2 separate regions of the Homo sapiens genome follow, and region 2 is linked to region 1. A link is an interaction called in ENCODE POLR2A ChIA-PET data of the cell type or tissue named here. Cell type or tissue: K562. All regions are shown on one strand. Links, peaks and the distances in the headings refer to the core of each region. The heading gives the core; the rest is flanking DNA. Region 1 overlaps VPS4A (vacuolar protein sorting 4 homolog A). Region 2 overlaps TANGO6 (transport and golgi organization 6 homolog).

Region 1 (11,176 bases), core at 102-8,101:
GGGTCTTACTATGTTGCCCAGGCTGGCCTCAAATTCCTGGTCTCAGGCAATCCTCCTGCCTCGGCCTCCCAAAGTGCTGGGATCAGTTGTGAGCCACACTACCCAGCCAAACTCCAGTTTTAGTTAAACTGTTTCACCTCATTTTTATGCTGAGTTTTGTAAAGTAGGTATTCTTGCTGAACAGAGTCCTGAAAATCAAACTATACAAGTAGTAGGAAGTCCATTAAGCTGTTTAGAGGAAAAAGTGTTATAAATGGCAGTTAAATGAACCCAGGAAAGACCCATCCTCCTTTGTGGCTTTCTCTGAGGCCCCATGAGGCCAAGCAGAAGCAAACTGGCTCTAGGTGCAGCCAGACTTTGAAAAGGAATCCCGGCCAGGCTTGGTGGCTCATGCCTGTAATCCCAGCACTTTGGGAGGTCAAGGCAGGCAGATCACCTGAGGTCAGGAGTTCAAGACCAGCCTGGCCAACATGGCGAAACACTGTTTCTACTAAAAATATGAAAATTAGCTGGGTGTGCTGGTAGGCGCCTGTAATCACAGCTACTTGGGAGGCTGAGGCGGGAGAATCGCTCAAACCTGGGAGGCAGAGGTTGCAGTGGGCTGAGATCTCGCCACTGTACTCCAGCCTGGGCGACAGACCAAGGCTCTGTCTCAAAAAAAAAAAAAAAAAAAAAAAAAGGGAATCCCAACCAGATACTGGTGCAAGGTCAGAGATGCAGCCAATGGGGAGATTTGTAGAAAGCTCATAGATGCTAAAAACATGGGTCTTTAGGAAAATTAGAATTCAGCTGAGCCTCCTTTCATTTGGACAATGTTCAGAAGCTCTTACAGGGGGCTATGGCAATCTTTTGATGCTTCTTATAGCTTTCTGAGGTTAACGCTTTTGTGGTGGGCATCGGTAGCAATAAAATGCAAACTTTATTGCATTTCCAGTAAAATCTCTCCCACTTTGAGCAGGAAGCACTCACAAAAAACGCATATACATGTCAACGTTGTGAGCTCATCAGAGTTTTAGAAATCAACTTCCACAGTGAAAGCCAATGTAGGCAGAAGGTTTATAACAGAATCCCCAGGCAGAGAAGTGAATTTCAGAGCATTTCAGGGAGGAAACTCCTCTGCACATGTCAGCATGTTTAACATCGATGATGGCAGGTTGTGTGCTGGCAGCCAGAGTCTGAGGCCACTGTCCAAAGTTCAGCGTCAGTGGTTCCTGTTGCTGGTCATGGAGAGAGACAACTGGAAAGTCAGGTGTCTTCACGCTCTAACTAGAGCACAGGGATGGACCATAGCCATGCTAACCTTTGTTAACCCCTAGGACTTGTCAAGGTGTTTAAGCAGTAGGAATGAGGAAACAACGTTCTGATTCAAGTAAATGTAACTAGAAGTAAAAATTTAAAAACTTGTAAGCTCACTAAAGTGAAGCTCTGCAGACACGGTTCATATCCTGGTGGCTGAGGGCACATAACCAAGAACTTACACAAGCACCCCCAAGCCACAAAGATCCCAGCTGCTATGGTTGAGGGGTAACCTGCCAGCACTGGAGCCAAGTGTTGGAGCTACTGATCCAAAGTTAGCTCACTTCTGCAGAGGCTCTGAACCAGAGCAAAGAAATGGCCCAGTGCAAGCCCAGTGTGAGCCAAGAGTTGGCCATGTAATCAGTTCTGGCCCAACCAGGTTTGAAAGGTAGAGGAGCAGTACTGGGTTTTGGAGAGGGAAGGTTGGAACAAAGCCCTTTGCAGGCTATAAGCTTCATTTACTAGGCCAGGTCTTTCTGTGTGAATGTGCTTTGACTTTGGTCTGTTTATATGCATGGGGTAAACGTGGGACAGCCTCTGCAGCTTCACTGCCTGCCGGACGTGGGTCCAGGGCTGCCAGCTCTGGGTCCTTGGTCTGTTGGGGGTCGCAAACTGAAATGGCCATGGGGCTATCTGGGCAGGCAACACAGATGAGTGGGGATGGGGGACCCCTTCTGTACAGAGCAGCCTCTACTTAGTGGCCGCTGACAGGCTGCCCCATGAGGACGCAGGCCCAACATTACCTAATTTAATCTTCTAGAAGTCAGAATTCTGAATTTTTATGTCAACTCTCGACTTTTTTTTTTTTTTTGAGACAGAGTCTTGCTCTGTCGCCCAGGCTGGAGTGCAGTGGCGCGATCTCGGCTCACTGCAAGCTCCGTCCCCCGGGTTCACGCCATTCTCCTGCCTCAGCCTCCCAAGTAGCTGGGACTGCAGGCGCCCACCACCACGCCCGGCTAATTTTTTTATTTTTAGTGAGACGGGGTTTCACTGTGTTAGCCAGGATGTTCTCGATTTCCTGACCTTGTGATCCGCCCGCGTCGGCCTCCCAAAGTGCTGGGATTACAGGCGTGAGCCACCGCGCCCAGCAACTCTCGACTTTTAAATGTTAGCGGCCCAAAGTGCTGGGATTACAGGCGTGAGCCACCGCGCCCAGCAACTCTCGACTTTTAAATGTTAGCGGCAGACCAAACCAAACAAACACAGCTGCAGGACGGGTCTGGTACGCAGGGCTCCCACTTTGCAGTCTCTGATCTGTAGGCCGAACAACGGCAAGAACTGTCTGGATCCCACAAACATCCCCAGCCAAACTTCTGAGGCCTTAAGGGGAGGAGGCCTTGCACACCTGACTGGAGAACAGGCCTAAGAACTGCAGTGTTCTGTTTCCTGCTCTGCTTTAGAAAAGAGAGGAGACAGAAAACCAGAGGGTCTTTTAATTGGAAGCAAGGGTGGCCCTTCAGAGTCTCAGTTAAGAGTCAAGGAAAGATGAGATCACTTGGGTAGCTCAAGAAGGGAAAAGGATTTATTAGACCATTTCCAGGACAGGGACCCAGGGGCAGTGGCTGGGTTCAGTGTTCTCACGCTCAGAGGAAGAAAAGGCAGTGGTGAACACCCGCCTGACTGCCTTACCCTGATCTAAACGACACCATCTCCTCCCCCAAGGAAGACACAGCCCTGGATGTGAACCTAGGAGGGTGGGAATGGCTTATGTCACTCGGTCTTTGAGGCAGAGCTTGGGCTGGGGTTGCAGGGGCATCAGCCAATCTGCTCTCAAGGAGCAAAACTTGGGCGTAAAAGGAACGGGCAGTGGGGCTAGCCGGCTGTCTGGAGGTCTGGGTGACCTGGCAGCACGGCTGCTTCTCCCCCGCCACCCCGCCCCACTCCTTGACACTTCCAGGTGATTTTATCTTTATAAATAAGATGAAAATCCAAGCAGCATTAATTTAGGGGAACAAAAGATGGAAAAAAAAGGGGGGGAGGCAGAAGGAGCTGATGAGCATCCAGGAGAGGAGGAAGTAGGAAGAGCAGTGTCCACTGTGTGCCCCAGGGCAGTGGAGTGTCTCTGTGGCTGCAAGGCCCTTCCTTCTGGCTCCCTGGCAGACGGCCAGACAGCAGAGGGAACTCTGTATTGACTGGGACAAGCCCTGGAGCCCTGTCTGGCTGTTGACATGGGGAGTGCCTGGATTTGCCCCAATCAACCTCCCACCTTCACCATTGCCCAAGTGAAGCAGCTTTTAACTCTCTTGCCCAAAGTCCTCTGAGAATTTCTTCACTTTCAGGAGGTCGTCTGCATTCACCGTGGGCCGGGTGGTGGCCAGAGACCGCAGCATGTCCGACTGTGAAGGCAACAGTATGTGCCTGAGCAGGAGCCAGGCTCCAGGTCCCCAACCTCCCCTCAGCACACAACAGGCGCAGCTGAGGGTGGGAAGAGGTTTGCCTTCAAGGCCACCCCAGAGGCCTGCTTGAATCTGCCTATGGCAGGGACCCTCTTCCCTCTCGAGGCAGCTCAGATGGGCCTCCTCCTGGTCTGAGAATCTAAGCTCCATCATCTCATAACTCCCCTTACGAACTTGCTTTCTTTTTTTTTTTTTTTTTTTTTGGAGACGGAGTCTGTCACCCAGGCTGGAGTGCAGTGGCATGATCTCGGCTCACCGCAACCTCCACCTCCTCGGTTCAAGTGACTCTCCTGCCTCAGCCTCCCAAATAGCTGGGACTACAGGCACGTGCCACCACACATGGCTGATTTTTGTATTTTTAGCAGAGACGGGGTTTCACTATGTTGGCCAGGCTGCTCTTGAACTCCTGACCTCAGGCGATCTGCCCGCCTCGGCCTCCCGAAGTGCTGGGATTACAGGCGGGAGCCACGGCGCCCGGCCAGGAGCCTTCTTAGCTGCACACCCCCAACACCAGCCACAAGGGCAGACCCTTGCCAGGATGGCACGGGCCAGGCTATGCAGGTGAGGCGCTGCCTTTGCAACTGCGTCACAGTCTTGACACATTCACTGCCTCACTGCACCGCAAAGCCAAACCCATGGATTGACGTCATATTATCTGGACCTGACTTTACTTGCTAAAGAATATAAAATGCAGGCTAGGTGTGGTGGCTCAGCTCATGCTTGTAATCCCAGCACTTTGGGAGGCCACGCTGAGAGGATCACTTGAGCCCAGCAGTTTCAGACTGGCCTGGGCAACACTGTGAGGCCGTTTCTAAAAAAAAAAGGAAAAATTAGCTGGGCATGATGGTGTGTGCCTGTTGCTACTCAGGAGGCTGAGGTCAGAAGATTGTGTGAGCTCGTGAGGTCAAGCCTGCAGTGAGCTATCACTGCACCACTGCATCTAGCCTTTCTCTGTATGTACAAAATGCTAATGCTGCCACCTGCATTCTGGGCCCCCAGTGAGTGTAATGCCAGCTTCCCTGAGCTACAAAGGCCATTCTCAACAGCCCAGGACATAGAAGAAGACTATTTTTTATTTTTGAGACGGAGTCTCACTCTGTCACCCAGGCTGGAGTGCAGTGGCCCAATCTCTGCTCACTGCAACCTCTGCCTCCCGGCTTCAAGCGATCCTTCTGCCTCAGCCTCCTGAGTAGCTGGGACTACAAGTGCACACCACCACACCCGGCTAATTTTTGTATTTTTAGTAGAGACAGGGTTTCTCCATATTGGCTAGGCTGGTCTCGAACTCCTAACCTTGTGATCTGCCCACCCTGGCCTCCCAAAGTGCTGGGATTACAGGCGTGAGCTACCATGCCTGGCCTGGAGAAGACCGTTTTTATTCTGGACCCAAACCCTCAATTTTCTGGGCTCTGTGCAGCCCTCTTCCCTCCCCTGTCAAGTCACTTACCATGCAAACCACAGGCTCTAAGAGTTTGTCCCCAGGGACATCCATCCAAGTCATCTCCATGGCTCCTGGGTCCCCTGGTGAGCATGGAGTCAGGAGGTCATCAATCATCATGCTGGGGTTGGTGCGAGAGGGGCCACAGACCTGAAACCAAATGGATCTGACTGGGGCAGCTGCCCCTCAGTGTCAGAGGGGCTCGACCCCTCCGGTCTCTAAGGAAGTCCCAAAGAGAATGCTCTGTGGGTCCCTAGCATCTGAGGAGGACGGGCTCCTTCAGAACTCGGGCTGGGTGGTCCGAGCGACTCATGATTTGCATGGGACTCTGGCAATCTGTAGCCCCAATGCCTTGATGTCTTCCTCATTAACACTGTCACGTCTCACCAGGAATACAGTGACATTAAAAGTGTGATATGGTTTAGCTGTGCCCCCACCCACATTTCAACTTGAACTGTATCTATCTCCCAGAATTCCCACATGTTGTGGGAGGGACCCAGGGGGAGGTAACTGAATCATGGGGGCTGGTCTTTCCCGTGCTATTCTCGTGATGGTGAAGTCTCACGAGATCTGATGGGTTTATCAGGGGTTTCCACTTTTGTTTCTTCATTTTCTCTTGCCACCAGCATGTAAGAAGTGCCTTTGGTCTCCTACCATGATTCTGAGGCCTCCCTAGCCATGTGGAACTGTAAGGCCAATTAAACCTCTTTTTCTTCCCAGTCTCGGGTATGTCTTTATCAGCAGCATGAAAATAGATTAACACAAAGTGGTTTTCCAACTGAAGTCCGCTGCCTTGGCAAAACATTCCCCCAATGTCCACAAGGCTCATTCCCTCACACCTTCACCTCCTGTCTCAGGCATCACCCCAGTGCCATCTGCCCTTCCCTCCATGCCCGAGACACCTCTCTCCTAACCCTGCTCCATCTCCATCCTCTGAGACACTCACTGACTGTGTTGACTGTCTCCCCACCAACAACGGAAGGTCTAGGATTTTTGTCTGTTGGTCACTCATATCTTCCCAGCACTTAGGACAGGGCCGGGCACACAGGAGGACCCACAGCAAATACTCAGCAGAGATCTGCTGAATGAATAGACAGGTCTTCCTGGTCATTTTATATCCAACACTTTCCAAACACTGATTTGGTGTCCACCCCGCACAAGAGCACACAGTGCTGACGGAGGAGGCCGCAGCAGGGTTAAGACAGTAAAGTGGCCCTGTCCTCTGCTTTCACACACCCTGAGATGGCCACACTCCAGAAGAGCTGCAGGGAGGGGACAGTGGGTGCAGCCCCCATGGCACTGGCCCTCGGCTCTCCAGGAGGCCTCAGAGACTGTGTCACCTGAGCAGCCGGGGAGCAGGACCAGGAGCTGGGAAAAAAAAAACCGAACATCCCGCTCTTACTATGAGATTTTTCTCAGCAGTGGCCGCGGGCACTCACCTTTTTGAAGTGTGTGGCCGACTGCACCTTCCTCACGGGCTGCATGAGAGAGTCCCGCACGATGATGCTGATGTCCGCGCCCGAGTAGCCTTCCGTCTTCCGGGCCAGCTCGTGGATGTTTGCATCCGTGAGGTTGTGGGGAGTGCTCCCGAGATGCAACCGGAACATCTGGGCGCGGGCAGCTTCCTCCGGCAAGGGGATATAAATTCGTTTTTCAAACCTAGAGAGCCCAGCACACGGCAGGAGTTGACAGCGGATGATGGAATGGTATTCACGGAAGGGGAGGCACGAAGATTTGAGTGAAACGGACGCATTTCATGGGCCAGTGATGCTGGCGGCACATCCTCAACAAGCCAGCCTCACAAAGGGCTCTGCTTGGCAGGCAGACGGGAAGACTCCAGGGAAAAGGGGCCAGGCTGCACCCGGGCTGCCAGCAGCAGGCGGACCGTGACCATGGTGGGAGGAAGCCTCCAGCCCTGGCTTCTCCTGGGGAAGACTCACCTCCTCCTGATGGCCGAATCCAACACCCATGGGATGTTTGTGGCTCCAAGAACCAGAGTCCCATCATTGTTATTCCCCACCCCTGTGGAGAAAGGGAGACAAAGACTCAGACTCTGGACACCTGCACGGGTCAGTTGAAACCTGGGGACAGACCCCGGGGGCTTTGTGTGTCAGCAATTGAAGCCATCCCTGTGCCACCCACCACTGGCAGGGTCCCAAGTGAGATTAAACCACATCTTGGTCTGGCTGTGCCAGGTGAGACCTATGGCACTGCCTGCCATGGGAGGGGTGGAGTGGCCCGTGAGGCAGAGGCCTCAGGCACCTCTTGGGAATTGAAGTCCACCCGTGCCCTGAGGGGCTGGAGCTGGGGAGTGCCTCTCCGAGGCTGAGAACAACCAAATCCAGCCGCAGCTCAGAATAAAGCCCAGGGTTGGCTTCAGGTGCAACAAGAACCAAGGGGGCCCTGGGCCCGGCACACACCCTGCATCTGGACCAAGAACTCCGTTTTGATCCTCCGGGCGGCCTCACTCTCATTTTCATTTCGGGACCCGCAGAGGGAATCCACCTCATCGATGAAGATGATGGAGGGCTTGTGCTGCCTGGCCAGCTCAAACAGGTTCTTGACCAGCCTGTGAAGGTGAGAAAGGGGGTGAGGACAAGACGTTCACGTCCGTGCCCGCCTGGGCTCCCGGCACTTCCCTCTTCTCACCCTTCCCACAGGGAGGCGCAGGCCACGGTCATGCCGGAATTGCGGAAAACGTGGTGGTGAGGAGCCCTCGGGCCACACTGCACCAAGAGGAGGAGCACACCTTGGTGTCAGCCCCAAACGCAGAGCCTCAATCCCAGGAGCCCCATGCGCTAGCTCTGCACTTACAACACGTCAGTCCCCTTCTTCCGAGCCCGTCTCATCACACGCAAAACAGGAGTCAGTGTGGGGAACCATGTCCCCCACACACTGCCCCAACAGGGACCGCAACCCAGACCCCAAAAATATCCTCACTTCCTTTCCCTTCTCTTGTGGAGCACTTCACCTCTCCCAGGTCCCTTCCACCTTCACTTGTCTTTGTTGGGACTGTGTCCCAGCCGATAAGCTAGCGACACACTGCTCTTGGGTACCCTCCCTGAAAACCAAACCACTCCTCTGAGAGGTGACTCCACAGGGTGGGCCGCTGGGTCACTAGCAGTGCCGGGGCTGCTGGCAGAGCATGGCCTGGTGGCCGACTTACTTTTCACTCTCCCCCAGCCACTTGGACATCAGATCTGAGGAGGACACAGAGAAGAAGGTGGAGTTGTTGGCCTCTGTTGCCACGGCTTTGGCCAGGTAGGATTTCCCTGTGCCAGGGGGTCCGAACAGCAGAATCCCCCGCCAGGGGGTGCGCTTGCCTGCAACAGAGAACCACAGAAGTTAGGCCTCCTGACTGGGGAAAGGAATAGGAAAAGCAGAGGGTCTCGAGTCCCATACATACAGTAAAACAGGGCATTCTGTGAAACAACGGACTCTACTGGCAAACAAGTGATGGGAGCTACATTCCCTGCTGTGCCCTGTGCTATGACCCCATGACCTTGCACAGTGCCCCTGCTATGACCCCATGACCTTGCACAGTGACACCGGCTGGCACTGCTTCCTGATCCTGCCCCCACCCTGTGACGTGATCGTCATCTCATAGCTCCAGCCACAGCAGTGTTGTGGACACCAGCGAGCAGCCAGGCCTGGCCCTCTGCAGGCCCCGGGGGCTGAGTCGCCACTGACTCCCGGGTGCCTCGGAGTGCCAGCCCTGCGGAAGCCTGGAATTTTTACATTGGGGTTTGAAATGGCTCAACTCTCACCTGTGAACAAGTGTGGGAATTTGATTGGCAAAATGACAGCTTCTTTGAGGGCCTCCTTGGCCCCCTCCAGCCCGGCCACGTCGTTCCACCGTATGTTGGGCTTCTCCATCACGACGGCACCTGCGAGAGGGAGGCCGGCCCGGGCCCGGGCCCGGCCAAGGGGCATGAGCCAACCCAGCAGCGGACCCACTCTCATCCCCTGCCGCTGCCACAGGGCCGCGAGCCACTTACCCATCAGCTGTTCTTGCAGTTTCTTTTTCTCCGGATTATCCCCTTCACTGTCACTGTCACTGCTGGGAAGGGAGACGGAAAGTCACAAGCTGGCCCTTCAGCCTGGAGCACAGAGGTGCTCCCAGCAAGTCCAGGCTCCGCTGCCTGCACACTGGTTAAGGAACGAAGCCTTCCTGGCTTAACAGTGCCGTGTGACTCAAGCAAGTACTTCAGGGACATTTGGGCCAATGCTCTCAGCAGCTCACTTCAGGACCCCCCCAGCAAACACTCCTATAACCCGCCCTGTTTCTTCGCGGAGCAGATGGGAATCCGGGTCGGCCCTCTCCTGAAGGCCGTAAGGGAAATGTGCTTCAGCTGGACTTAAAGAGCAGCCCAGGCCAGGTGCGGTGACTCACACCTCATACTCTGGGAGGCCACCTGCAGTGGCTCTCACAGCCCAGGCTGGGTGCGGTGGCTCACCCCTGTAATCCCAGCACTCTGGGAGGCTGAGGCGGGAGGATCGCTTGAGCCCAGGAGTTTGAGACCAGCCTGGGAAACAGCGAGATCTTGTCTCTACAAAAAACACAAAATTAGCCAAGCATGGTGGCACGCACCTATGGTGCCAGCTACTTGGGAGGCAGAGGTTGCAGTTAACCAAGATCGCACCACTGCACTCCAGCCTGGGAGACAGTGAAGCCCTGTCTGGGGGAAAAAAAAAAAAAAAAGCCAGTCAAACAATGCAGCTGCCAGAAGCTTCTTTTTTTTTTTTTTTTTTTTTTGAGATGGTGCCCAGGTTGGAGTGCGATGGCACAATCTCCATCTCAGCTCACTGCAATCTCCGCCTCCCGGGTTCAAGTAATTCTCTGAATTCTCTGGCGTCAGCCTCCCGAGTAGCTGGGATTACAGGCACATGCCACAATGCCTGGCTAATTTTTTTTTTAAGACAGAGTCGCACTCAGTCGCCCAGGCTGGAGTGTAGTGGCTCGATCTCGGCTCACTGCAAGCTCCGCCTCCCGGGTTCACGCCATTCTCCTGCCTCAGCCTCCTGAGTAGCTGGGACTACAGGTGCCCGCCACCACGCCCGGCTAATATTTTGTATTTTTAGTGGAGACGGGGTTTCACCGTGTTAGCCAGGATGGTCTCAATCTCCTGACCTCGTGATCCGCCCGCCTCGGCTTCCCAAAGTGCTGGGATTACAGGCGTGAGCCACCGCGCCCGGCCTATTTTTTTGTATTTTTAATAGAGACGGGATTCACCATGTTGGCCAGGCTGGTTTTGAAATCCTGACCTCAAGTGATCTGCCCGCGTTGGCCTCCCAAAGTGCTGGGATTACAGGTGTGAGCCACCATGCCCCGCACCAGAAGCTTTTTGTAGAGACTCAGGGACAGCATGTGCCCCTGACTCCAAAGCAGCCACTGCCGAAGGACAGAGGAGAAAGCAAAACCGAAATCGAAAGGGAACTCCTGGGGAGAACGCAGCCACTGTCACCCCAGGGCTACTTCCTCCCTGGATGGAATCTGTCATCCTCAAAACTTGATTTAATCCTTATTGGAGATCCCTGGCCTCCACCCCTGCCTCGCCAGACCTCTCCCTCTGCGGATGGGAACGTGGTGCAGACCCTCCATCCAGGAGGAGGCCTCGCCTCTGGTGAGGCAGCTGACACCACCCACCCCTCTCCTGCCTGGGGGACCCCCTCACTTCCCCTCCCACGCCTCCGAGATACCACCAGCATTTGTGTTCATATGACTGGGATCACCGTGGTGGGCGAACCCAGTACCTGAGGTGAGAGGCTGTGGAGAGGACCCTGGCTGGGGAATCGGGGCCACCCGCCCTGCTTTGGGGGTCCAAGTTCCATCCTGTGCCACCTCGGCAGGGCTCCTAACCCGAGCCGGCCGCCCCACCTGTTGGAGGCAGGTGACTCTTTGACAGTCACAGCAGCTGGCACTCATTGCATGCTCTCGTGTGCCAAGCTCCAAGGGCACTGCCCACGTCATCTCACTGCTCCCTGTGGCAACGCTCGGAGGTGAGTTCCACGACCTCCCCACTTCCAAGATGTGGAGATGGTAGGC
Region 2 (11,176 bases), core at 980-8,979, 460 kb after region 1:
ATGCAGGTCAATATAAACCTGCCTCAAACCATTTTGGGAAAGAAACAAGGTATGAATAGATAACAACAAATATATACATGCACAAGTTGGGGGAACTCATAGGAAAAAGAGGGTTCTGATTTTCTTATAGTAGCTCTCAAATCTGCATGCCCTTAAGTGAGGTCTAACCCTTCTTGGAAAAGGAAGATGCAAAGACCTGTTTGTAAGGGACAACTTCTTATGGGTAACTGATCATTTGTTATTTCATTGGCCCTAGAAGCCACTGTGGGGAGAACTGAGGGGAGGCAATATTATAGCCACTCTAGACCAAATCTACCAACGTCTGCCAACCACACTGACCTCACTTTTGTCTGATGGGACCAAGGTACATTATGCCAGAAATGAAGTCAAGATTTATTCTTCTAGCTCTCTTCCTTCTTCCCCACATATCCAGCCCTTCGTTAAGTTTTGGCAACTCTCCTCCTTAAATATCTCTCAAACCCATTCATTTCTCTCCATTTCCATGACCACTGCATTAATCCAAGCCTCCGTGATTCCTCAGATGTCTGCCTTTTAACTGATCTCCCTGCTTCTGCTCTTACCCAATCCATTCTTCACAATACCTCCAGATAGATATTTCTAAACTGCAGATTTGATCATGTTCTCTCTTTCTTAAAACTGTTAATCGTTTCGCATCTCCCTCAGAATAAAGTTCAACATCCTGAACTCAGCCTATCAGGCCTCCCTGAGGTGGCCCCCAGCCACCATCCCCACTCACTGCGCACCACTCTACCTGCACTCTGCCCTCACTACTCTACCCACGTGGAGATTTCCTCAGAAGCACTATGCTCATTTCTACTTCAGTTCCTCATACATGCTACTCTCTCTGCCTATAACTATCTTCCCTCTCTCTTCAGCTAGTTAATTCCAACTCAGCCTTCAGGGCTCAGTTTAAATGCCATTTCCATAAAAAAAGCCACTAAGTTTGTGGTAAGTTGTTGCAGTAACAATAGGAAACTAACAGGCAGGGGATAAGGGAGATAAGAGACTGAACACACAAAAAAGGCAAAGTGTTCACCAGGATAAAAGTGAAGGGGATCCTTGGATGGCAGCTGAGTAGAAGGTAACCAGGATTGAGTAAAGCAAGTCAGAAGACCCAGAGAAAGATGTTTCCAAGAAGATAAAACTGATAGAATATCTGGTGGGTTTTTGTTTGTTTGTTTGTTTGACACAGGATATCGCTCTCCCACCCAGGCTGGAGTGCAGTGGTGTGATCATGGCTCACTAAAGCCACAAATTCCAGGGCTCCAGCAATCCTCCTGCCTCAGCCACCTCAGTAGCTGGAACCATAGGTGCGCACCACCACACCCAGCTAATTTTTGTATTTTTGGTAGAGATGGGGTTTCCCCATGTTGCCCAGGCTGGTCTCCTGAGCTCAAACTATCCACCTGCCTTGGCCTCCCAAAGTGTTGGGATTATAGGCATGAGCCACCATGCCCAGCCTATTTGATGTTTTTCAGTGTATTAAAAGGAGATTTAAACAAAAGAGGGACAGCTTGAGAAAAGATTAGTGATAAGCACATAGAAAACTAATCAGATGTACAAAAAAAAGATTAACTCCAGGAAGTACAAAAGATTATGTAAAAAAAGAAAGTAATCATAATATACAATATAGATCAGCTGTAAATAATAATCACAGAGTTACACTAATATAAACACTGAATATTGATCTAACCAAAACTGAGATATAAATATATTACGGAGATGTGAAAATAAAAATGTACTTGGGGGAATGATGGCAGTGTTATGAAAGAGAACAAGATCCTCTTCCACACATGGTGAGAGGTAGATACATGATGCCTGAAACTGAAAAAATTATGAATTCCCATATATTAGTTAGAAATATAGAAGTAAATGGCCAGGATCATGCCTGTAATCCCAGCACTTTGGGAGGCCGAGGTGGGTGGATCACGAGGTCAGAAGATCAAGACCATCCTGACTAACACAGTGAAACCCCATCTGTACTAAAAATACAAAAAATTAGCTGGGCGTGGTGGCAGGCGCCTTTAGTCCCAGCTACTCAGGAGGCTGAGGCAGAAGAATGGAGTGAACCCGGGAGGTGGAGGTTGCAATGAGCCAAGATCACGCCACTGCGCTCTAGCCTGGGTGAAAGAGCGAGACTCTGTCTCAAAAAAAAAAAAAAAAAAAAAAATAGAAATATAGAGGTAAATACCAGAAAAAACTCACTGAAAGAGTTCAAAGCAGTTGCTTCTAGAAATGGGAAATGGATTGGAATGATGCCGAGGACTGCTATTTTTCACTATAAGTCTCAGAGAACTATTTGACTTTAAATGATGTACATGTCTAATTTTCTCTAAAAAATAAAAAACATAAATTAAAAACTACTACCATGCTTAGCATTAACTTTTTTCCTATTAATGAGAACTTAGATAATATAATTAGGGAAATGACTCTAAAACTTCATCCCAAAGTTTGCATCTCAAAGGTATTTCTGGCTTCAAGAAAATTATTTTACATTTAACTTTTTTTTTTTTTTTTTGAGACAAGGTCTTGCTTTTTTTGTCCAGGCTGGAATGCAGTGCCATGATCATGGCTCACTATAGCCTCGAACTCCTGGGCTCAAGTGATCCTCCTGCCTTAGCCTCCCAAGTAGCTGGGACCATAGGCGGGCACCACCATACCTGGCTATTTTTTTTTTTTTTTTTGTAGAAACAGAGTCTTGCTATGTGGCCCAGGCTGGTCTTGAACTCCTGGCCTCAGACAGTCCTTCTGCCTCAGCCTCCCAAAGTGCTGGGATTACAGGTGTGAGCCACCACACCTGGCTTTATTATTATTATTATGATTATTGAGACAAAGTCTCATTCTGTCACCTAGGCTGGGGTGCAGTGGCACGATCTTGGCTCACTGCAACCTCCACCTCCAAAGTTCAAATGATTCTCCTGCCTCAGCCTCCCAAGTAGCTGGGGTTAGGCGCCCGCCGCCATGCCAGGCTAATTTTTGTATTTTAGTAGAGACGGGGATTCACCATGTTGGCCAGGCTGGTCTTGAACTCCTGACTTTAAGTGATCCACCTGCTTTGGCCTCCCAAAGTGCTGGGATTACAGGCGTGAGCCACCGCGCCCGGCCCACACCTAGCTTTATTTAACATTTACTTTAGGGTTTTTACTTCAATTTTCTGTGTAATGTTTTCCCCAGATAGTATAAATTATTTGAAATGGCTTACAATATTGTTCAATAAAATAGGCAGTGTATCACAAGTGTTTTAGGAAAAGAGCAAGAGAATTAGTTTCTTTGGAAAAGAAGCTCATTAACGGCCTCTAAGTTTAACCTGTTCAATCCCTGCAAGGATGGAGTTTAGTTTCAGTCAGGTTTTAAAGGTAAATACTAAAGACCAATAATTCACCTCAGACTCTGACTCAAAGGAAAACAGATACCAAAGTCACAGCAACATTTTATTTCTTACCACCTGCTCCTTCCAAAATGCCCCGGACTACTGCCTGAACACCATTAGGTCTCATTAACCTTTCAGAGAGCAGCTGTCCACATAGACGCCGAAGCCAAGCTGGGGCCCGACACCTCATCTGTGTCTTCACATCTGTGCAGGACTGAGAAAAAGAAGAAGGTGTGAATTCTGAATGTCACTGAAATAGATATGATGGCCGGGCGTAGTGGCTCATGCCTGTAAAAAAAAAAAAAAAAAAAAAAAAAGGAGAAATAGCTATGATATGCAGACTTATTTATTTATTTAGAGATGGAGTTTCACTCTTCACCCAGGCAGGAGTGCAGTGGCAAAATCTCGGCTCACTGCAACCTCCACCTCCCGGGTTCAAGCGATTCTCCTGCTTCAGCCTCCTGAGTCACTGAGATTACAGGCACGTGCCACTATGCCTGGGTACTTTTTGTATTTTTAGTAGAGATGGGGTTTCACCATGTTAGCCAGGCCGGTCTCGAACTCCTGACCTCAGGTGATCCACCCACCTCAGCGTCCCAAAGTTCTGGGATTACAGGCGTGAGCCACCGTGCCCAGCTAGACATTACTTTTTTTTTTTTTTTTGAGACGGAGTCTTGCTCTGTCGCCCAGGCCGGACTGCGGACTGCAGTGGCGCAATCTCGGCTCACTGCAAGCTCCGCTTCCCGGGTTCACGCCATTCTCCTGCCTCAGCCTCCCGAGTAGCTGGGACTACAGGCGCCCGCCACCGCGCCCGGCTAATTTTTTGTATTTTTAGTAGAGATGGGGTTTCACCTTGTTAGCCAGGATGGTCTCGATCTCCTGACCTCATGATCCACCCGCCTCGGCCTCCCAAAGTGCTGGGATTACAGGCGTGAGCCACCGCGCCCGGCCGACATTATTTTTTAAAAGTCCTGAGTCATACTGACAATTAACAGTGTGCTATACAGACTTCAAAAGAGCAACATTTTTTCCTTAAAAAAAAAAAAAACTTTACAAAACCTTCTTCTGCATTACTTTTAAGAAAGTAAAAAACAGTGAAAGTGAAAAATCAATGAAATTTCAAACTCAGAAACAGACAAACGCATCAGCAATTAAAATGTAGATCTTCGGAACACAAAGTTAATGCAAACAATCTCTGAATGTAGCTCTGACAAACAAATCCAGCTTCCAAGGAAGATTCTTATGAACGTTATTTGCCACTAAGAGGGTAGTTCACAACAGGGAGGGAGCATTCCAGCCCTTGCCTCTGTGGCATTAGCAACTCTGATTCCTGTGACACAGTTCAAAGAAAGAGTTGGATTTCTTTTTTTTTTTTGAGACGGAGTCTTGCTCTGTTGCCCAGGCTGGAGAGCAGTGGCACGATCTCGGCTCGCTGCAACCTCCGCCTCCTGGGTTCACGCCATTCTCCTGCCTCAGCCTCCTGAGTAGCTGGGACTACAGGCACCTGCCACCATGCCAGGCTATTTTTTTTTTTTTTTTGTATTTTTAGTAGAGATGGGGTTTCACTGTGTTAGCCAGGATGGTCTCGATCTCCTGACCTTGTGATCCACCCACCTCAGCCTCCCAAAGTGCGCCACCGCGCCCGGCCGGATTTCTTTTGTATTTCTTTCCTGCCCCAGTATGATCTGCAAGAAAGATAGTGGATTTCTTCAAGGACCCCTTTCTGGGAGTTCTGTGGAGCCACTGTGAATAAATAGACTTGGTGTCCCTTATTGCTGAGGGTGGAGTAAACTCACTTATTAGCTGGTTTTGGCATACACCTCTCAGCTCTTCTATCTCAGTTCCTCTTCTATCTTTTGAGAGTGAGTGCATATTTTGTTCTGCTTTTTCTTGTTGGGTACTTTTCAGAGGCCTATCCCCTGCAGAAGGTGCTGCAGTTTGAATGTTCTAGCCCTTATTTTGGGCTAGAACACTGATCATGTTGCTGTCAACCATTGCATTTTTTTTTTTTTTTTTTGAGACGGAGTCTCGCTCAGTAGCCCAGGCTGGAGTGCAGTGGCGCGATCTGGGCTCACTGCAACCTCCGCCTCCCAGGTTCAAGCAATTCTTTGCCTCAACCTCCAGAGTAGCTGGGATTACAGGCTCACACCACCACGCCCGGCTAATTTTTTGTATTTTTAGTAGAGACAGGGTTTCACCATCTTGGCCAGGCTGGTCTTGAACTCCTGACCTCGTGATCCACCCGCCTCGGCCTCCCAAAGTGCTGGGATTACAGGGGTGAGCCACCACGCCCGGCACCACTGCACTTAAGTATGTAAGCCTCAAAATTAGTAACAGAAATATTTCATCCTAACTCTCCTGTCCTCTCTCTTTTATTGAATTATTACCATTTACTGAGGGATTATGGTGTGCCAGGCACATCATAAGCAACTCCCATATAATCTCAAAAGGGACTTACAAGGAAGGCATTGTAATTATCCCTATCTTATGGGTAAGAAACCTGAAGAATGGAAAGGTTTACAAATTCAAACACCTGCACACGGGGGTTGAATGCCAGAGAGGCCTGATGGAAGGCTTACAGTAAGATTCTAAGGATGAGATGAAAATTACTCAATTAGGAGATATCTCTGTAGCCAGCTTCAGCTGGTCCTTGCTCCTGACCTACAGCTAATTCCTTTGGCTTCTCGCTCTTTTTCTTTTGTTTTTTTTTTAAAGACAAGATCTCACTCTGTTGCCCAGGCTGAAGTGCAGTGGCCCGATCACAGCTCACTGCAGTCTCAACTTTCTGGGCCTGAGGAATCCTCCCACCTCAGCTTCCAGAGTAGCTGGAACTACAGGTGCATGCTACCACACTTGGCTAGTTTTTTATTTTTTATCTTTTCTAGGGACAGGGGTCTTGCTATGTTGCCCACGTTGGCCTCAAACTCCTGACCTCAAGTGATCCTCCTGCCTCAGCCTGCCAAAGTGCTGGGTTTACAGGTGTGAGCCACAGTGCCTGGCTGGCTCCTCACTCTTTACACACCTAGATTCATAACGAAAATGTAGGTACTAAAAGCAAACAGACAATTCCATCTATATCATCAAATTAAATCATTTCAGATAAACTTTTTTTTTTTTTGAGACGGAGTTTTGCTCTTGTTGCCCAGGCTGGAGTGCAATGGCGTGATCTCATCTCGCTGCAACCTCTGCCTCTTGTGTTCAAGCGATTCTCCTGACTCAGCCTCCCGAGTAGCTGGGATTACAGGCATGCGTCACCATGCCCGGCTAATTTTGTATTTTTCGTAGAGACAGGGTTTCTCCATGTTGGTCAAGCTGGTCTCGAACTCCTGGCCTGAGGTGATCCACCCACCTTGGCCTCCCAAAGTGCTGGGATTACAGGCGTGAGCCACCACGCCCGGCCTCAGATAAACATTATTTTTAAGAAAACAAAGAAACTATCTTATCCCTAGCAGAATATATACTACTACATGTTTGAAACAAAGGAACTAAGAATAGAACCAATAATATATCTAGTTTTAATTTCTTGACTTCAAATACATTATCCATTCAAAGAATTAGTGTCCAGATAGTTGTGCTAAAAGAATGTTTTGTCAAACAGCAAATTTTAGTTAAAAAAAGAGAAGATCTAGTTTCAGAATGAATAAAATATATCTCACATAAAATTGCCATAAGTCTTTTTTTTGAGACTGAGTTTCACTCTTGTTGCCCAGACTGGAGTGCAATGGCATGATCTCGGCTCACTGCAACCTCCGCCTCCCAGGTTCAAGCAATTCTCCTGCCTCAGCCTCCCAAGTAGCTGGGATTGCAGGCATGCACCACCACACCCAGCTAATTGTTTTTTTGTATTGTTAGTAGAGACAGGGTTTCTCCATGTTGAGGCTGGTCTCGAACTCACGACCTCAGGTGATCCGCCCACCTCGGCCTCCCAAAGTGCTGGGATTACAGGCGTGAGCCACCGTGCCCAGCCAAAATTGCCATAAGTCTTAAAAAAAGTGATCATAATATTCTTGGGAAAAGTGTCCATCATTTCATTAGAGAAAAGGTCTTTTAAATTATCCTAAGGGTCAGCGTCATCTAGTTTTATAAATATCATTTTATGATCTAAAAGATGAAAAAAGGCTCAACTAGATCATTAAACAGGGAACTAAAGTTATTTAATTTTCCAGAAGAAGACAGCAAACCACACATTATCATTAATGAGTCACCCCCAAGAGTCCCTAGGCCTGAGTACCTGGGGTGGTCCTCCCTGGAGGATAAGCAGTTCCCGGACTGCTAAGGGCTGATAGACTTGATCCAGCATGTCTCTCAAGGCCCCCCTGGATAGGGTTCTCTCCTCTTCAGTTAGAACCTAAAAGAAATATGCACTTGGCTTTAGTGGAATTCAAACCAGGCAGACAATAGAAGGTAAAGTTTTACAACACTGTACAGAGATACTTGTGAGAGGAGCGGAAAGAAGGCTTCTATCCTCTCTTGATTTCCTTCCACATGGGGGAAGCTGTACTATTAAAACATTCCTGGTCCTCTCTCCATCTCGCTCACTCCACTTCTGGGCAGGTTATGAGACTGATCTTACGGCTGAGGATGGAGTAAACTCACTTACTGGCTGGTTTTGGCAAGCATCTCTCAGCTCATTCCTCTTCTGTCTTTTGACAGTGACTGCACATTTTCTTCTGCTCTTTCTTGCTGGGTATTTTTCAGAGGCATATCCCCTGCAGAAGGTGCTGCAGTTTTCCAGTGCGCCTTAAAATGGGTGAGTAGTGACAGTGTCTAATTCTGAAGAGCACTGTTTTGTCTCCTGCCAGGCGTGGTGGCTCACGCCTGTAATCCCAGCACTTTGGGAGGCCGAGGGGGGCGGATCTCCTGAGGTCAGGAGTTCGAGACCAGCCTGGCCAACATGGCAAAACCCTGCCTCTACTAAAAATACAAAAATTAGTCAGGCGTGGTGGTGTGTGCCTGTAATCCCAGCTACTAAGGAAGCTGAACCCGGGAGGCGGAGGTTACAGTGAGTCAAGATTGCACCACTGCACTCCAGCTTGGGCAACAGAGCAAGCCTCCATCTCAAAAATAATAAATACATAAGTAAGTAAGCAAGCTGGATATGGTGGCACATGCCTGTAATCCCAGCTACTCGGGAGGCTGAGGCAGGAGAATCTTTTGAACCCAGGAGGCGGAGGTTGCAGTGAGCCAAGATTGTGCCACTGAACTCCAGCCTAGGTGACAGAGCAAGGCTCCGTCTCAAAAAATAATAATAATAAAAATAAAAAAAAAATTAAAAAAAAATAGATGTCTCCATCTATAAGCTATATCCTCCAACTTTGCCTTTATGAGCAATAGAGGTAACATTGTTTATCTCTCTTACTCTTCTTAACTCTCTTTTAATTCATTTGGAACTTGGGCAGCAAAGAGGGGGTACAATTTTGGGGTACCCTTGAGCCATAACAGTACAGTTCTCCTTGGTGATTACTGCTCAGGGTCAAACAGTCAGGGTCCTGCCCATTACCGTTTCACATACTGAGGTATGGGTGCTACTTAGAACACAGCTATTGGTGGGACTTTGTCCAGCTTCATAATGTACACCCAGCATGTTTTCCCTCTGTCAACTCCTTCTCTTGCCGTCCTAGTTGGTTCTTTCTCTGTGTTTCCCTTTTCATTTCTCTCTCCTGCCTGAGATCCCTGGGCACAGTTTAGCCTCAGTAACAGTAATAAGACCTGTCAACCTGGGTCACACTACCTCAGGGAAGTGCAGGCAGGAGGTGCTGCTAGAAGTGTCAATACGCATAACCCTGCCGGAAGGAGGACGCACTCTGCTCCTATCACATAAAGGCCCCAGGGAGCTCAGAATTTCATGCCAACACTTGGATGATAGTGGCTTTTAGGCAAATGTTTATGAATGTAGGCAGGAGAGAGAAGAGAAAAGGAACAACGACAACGATGACACAGGCGGGTGACAGAGAAACGAGAACATTGTGAAACCTGGCTGTGGAGGCTGCGGAATCACTGCGCCTGGGGGCCGCACTGACCCTTGAGACATTTACATCTTAACGGCTTCTGCTGGCCAGTGCCTATGCTGATGCCAGTGGTCCTCTCATGGCGGGGGTAGTGCTTCCTGCTGCGTCATCCCTGTAAGTCTTATCTCCCCAGTCAGCATGTGAGTTATTTGAAGAAAAGGACCATGTCTTATGTGTCTATGATCTCCACAGCAACTTCTGTAGTCTGGATGCTCAACTGCTTACTGGACTGAGTGACAGCAAAAATGGGCATATACCCCTAACACCTAATAATAACAATGAACATTGACAGAGTTCTGCAGTGTACCAGGTGCTCTATATGTGTTATTTCATTTAACCCTCCCAAGCATTTAATGAGGGAGCCATGATACTAATATCAGTAGGAATTATCACTACTAGAGATTGGGCCAGATACTTGACACACATTATCCTTAATCCTCACAACCACCTTCCGAGGCAGGTATTATGATACACATTTTATAGAAGAAGAAACAGAGGCTCAAAGAAAAACAGCCTGCTATAGCTGTTTCCCAAAATGACAAGGGACAGGTGAAATGGACTCTACAGGTGTGCAAAGGACGAGAACCCAATAAATGAAACTTGCGCCCACCCCCAAAAGATTCATTTATCCATTGGATATGCTTTGGCATATCCAGTTCTGAAGAACTAAGAGTTGCCTTTTATAACAACTATCCACAAATATATACACACATTCATACACACACAATCTCTCCCTCTCTCTTTCTCAATGTATATTTACCTCTTCTGCAGGTGTTAGCAGTTTTCTTTTGGTTGGGCAGAATCCCAGTTGGCACAGACCTGCTGCGATATCCCCAAAGTGGTGGCAGAAGATCAAGCTCCCCAGAGATGTGTGCTGAGCAACATTCAGAAGGGCCTTGCAGCTGGTGTACAGTCTTCGAGTTGCATCGGGGGCAGCATCAAAACACACCACGTCTTGAACGACGGCACCAAATTCAGTTCTATATCTCAAAGGGACTCCAACACCAGGCATGAGATAGGGGCAGATACCCAAGGTAACTACAAACTGCAAAACGAACTGGACAGTCTTCTGTTGTGAGATACTAAGTGCATCGGGGCTCAGGGCAGGAGCAACTTCCGGAGTCCTAGGGTTGGGTTTACCTGGATTGAAATTAGCTGCAAGGCGGATCATGGTTTCCTTCAAGCACAAAAGCAACAACAAGGTTTGAGAGGTAAAACTCCAAGTGACATCCACAGAGTTTTGTGGCCATTCTGCCTTATCAGCAATTTCATCTCTTAGGAGTTTCAGATTCTTCCACTGAGGATCCTTCAGAAACTTGTCCTCCAAAGCAGACAGGTTAGATTTTAAAGTAGCCAACAAGACATCATGTTTTGTGACCTGTAGTGAACTTGAGCCCGAGCCTTTTGAAGAAGAAAAAAAGGAGAGTTTATACACATAGAAAACAAGCTGCACTTCCCCCTGTGGAATGCCCTGCCTACTCCAGTTCATCCTCGCAGGCCGGGCGCCACTGTCACTGGCTCTGGAAAGCCTCCCCCAGGGGTACCAACCCAGCCTATGAAGAATTTAAGACCACATTTTCTGCCTTCCCACAGCACTTTGCATGTAATTGGAGTAGTGTACTAACGTTACAGTTCATCTAGTTTGTTTCTATTCCCCACATGTTTTTAGGGCAGAGACCAGGTCTTAATCATCTTACTGGGCTTAAATTGTAGCCAGAACAGAAATATAAAAGCTGAACATTTACCATAGAACATGCACTCAGTCCAGCTGTTCTAG

The links. ChIA-PET counts read pairs that join two places held together with the same protein. Peaks named below come from ENCODE experiments on the same cell type or tissue, not always from the same donor. Only the 100,000 strongest peaks of a DNase experiment are listed, where the experiment ranks them.
Region 2: POLR2A ChIA-PET joins it to region 1 with 6 read pairs; 2 of 35 experiments call an interaction of 5 or more read pairs at or near these places.

What each region holds. Positions count from the first base shown.
Region 1 is chr16:69,316,664-69,327,839 of GRCh38, reverse strand. It overlaps VPS4A (vacuolar protein sorting 4 homolog A), which reads right to left. Exons shown (of 11, transcript NM_013245.3): 4 at 9,129-9,190; 5 at 8,898-9,017; 6 at 8,297-8,453; 7 at 7,551-7,699; 8 at 7,071-7,152; 9 at 6,570-6,789; 10 at 5,140-5,280; 11 at 901-3,632. The coding sequence ends at 3,531. It overlaps COG8 (component of oligomeric golgi complex 8), which reads left to right. Exons shown (of 6, transcript NM_032382.5): 6 at 1-1,412. PDF (peptide deformylase, mitochondrial) reads left to right here. Exons shown (of 2, transcript NM_022341.2): 2 at 1-927. Among named protein-coding and RNA genes, the nearest start is that of PDF, 8.3 kb to the left of the region's middle. In K562, for the core only: no CTCF peak of the experiment used is centred there; a DNase peak (open chromatin) is centred at 3,458; H3K4me3 peaks cover 81 bases.
Region 2 is chr16:68,859,508-68,870,683 of GRCh38, reverse strand. TANGO6 (transport and golgi organization 6 homolog) reads right to left here. Exons shown (of 18, transcript NM_024562.2): 2 at 10,160-10,800; 3 at 7,623-7,739; 4 at 3,464-3,605. Among named protein-coding and RNA genes, the nearest start is that of TANGO6, 22 kb to the right of the region's middle. RefSeq lists a silencer at 3,764-3,923. In K562, for the core only: no CTCF peak of the experiment used is centred there; no DNase peak of the experiment used is centred there.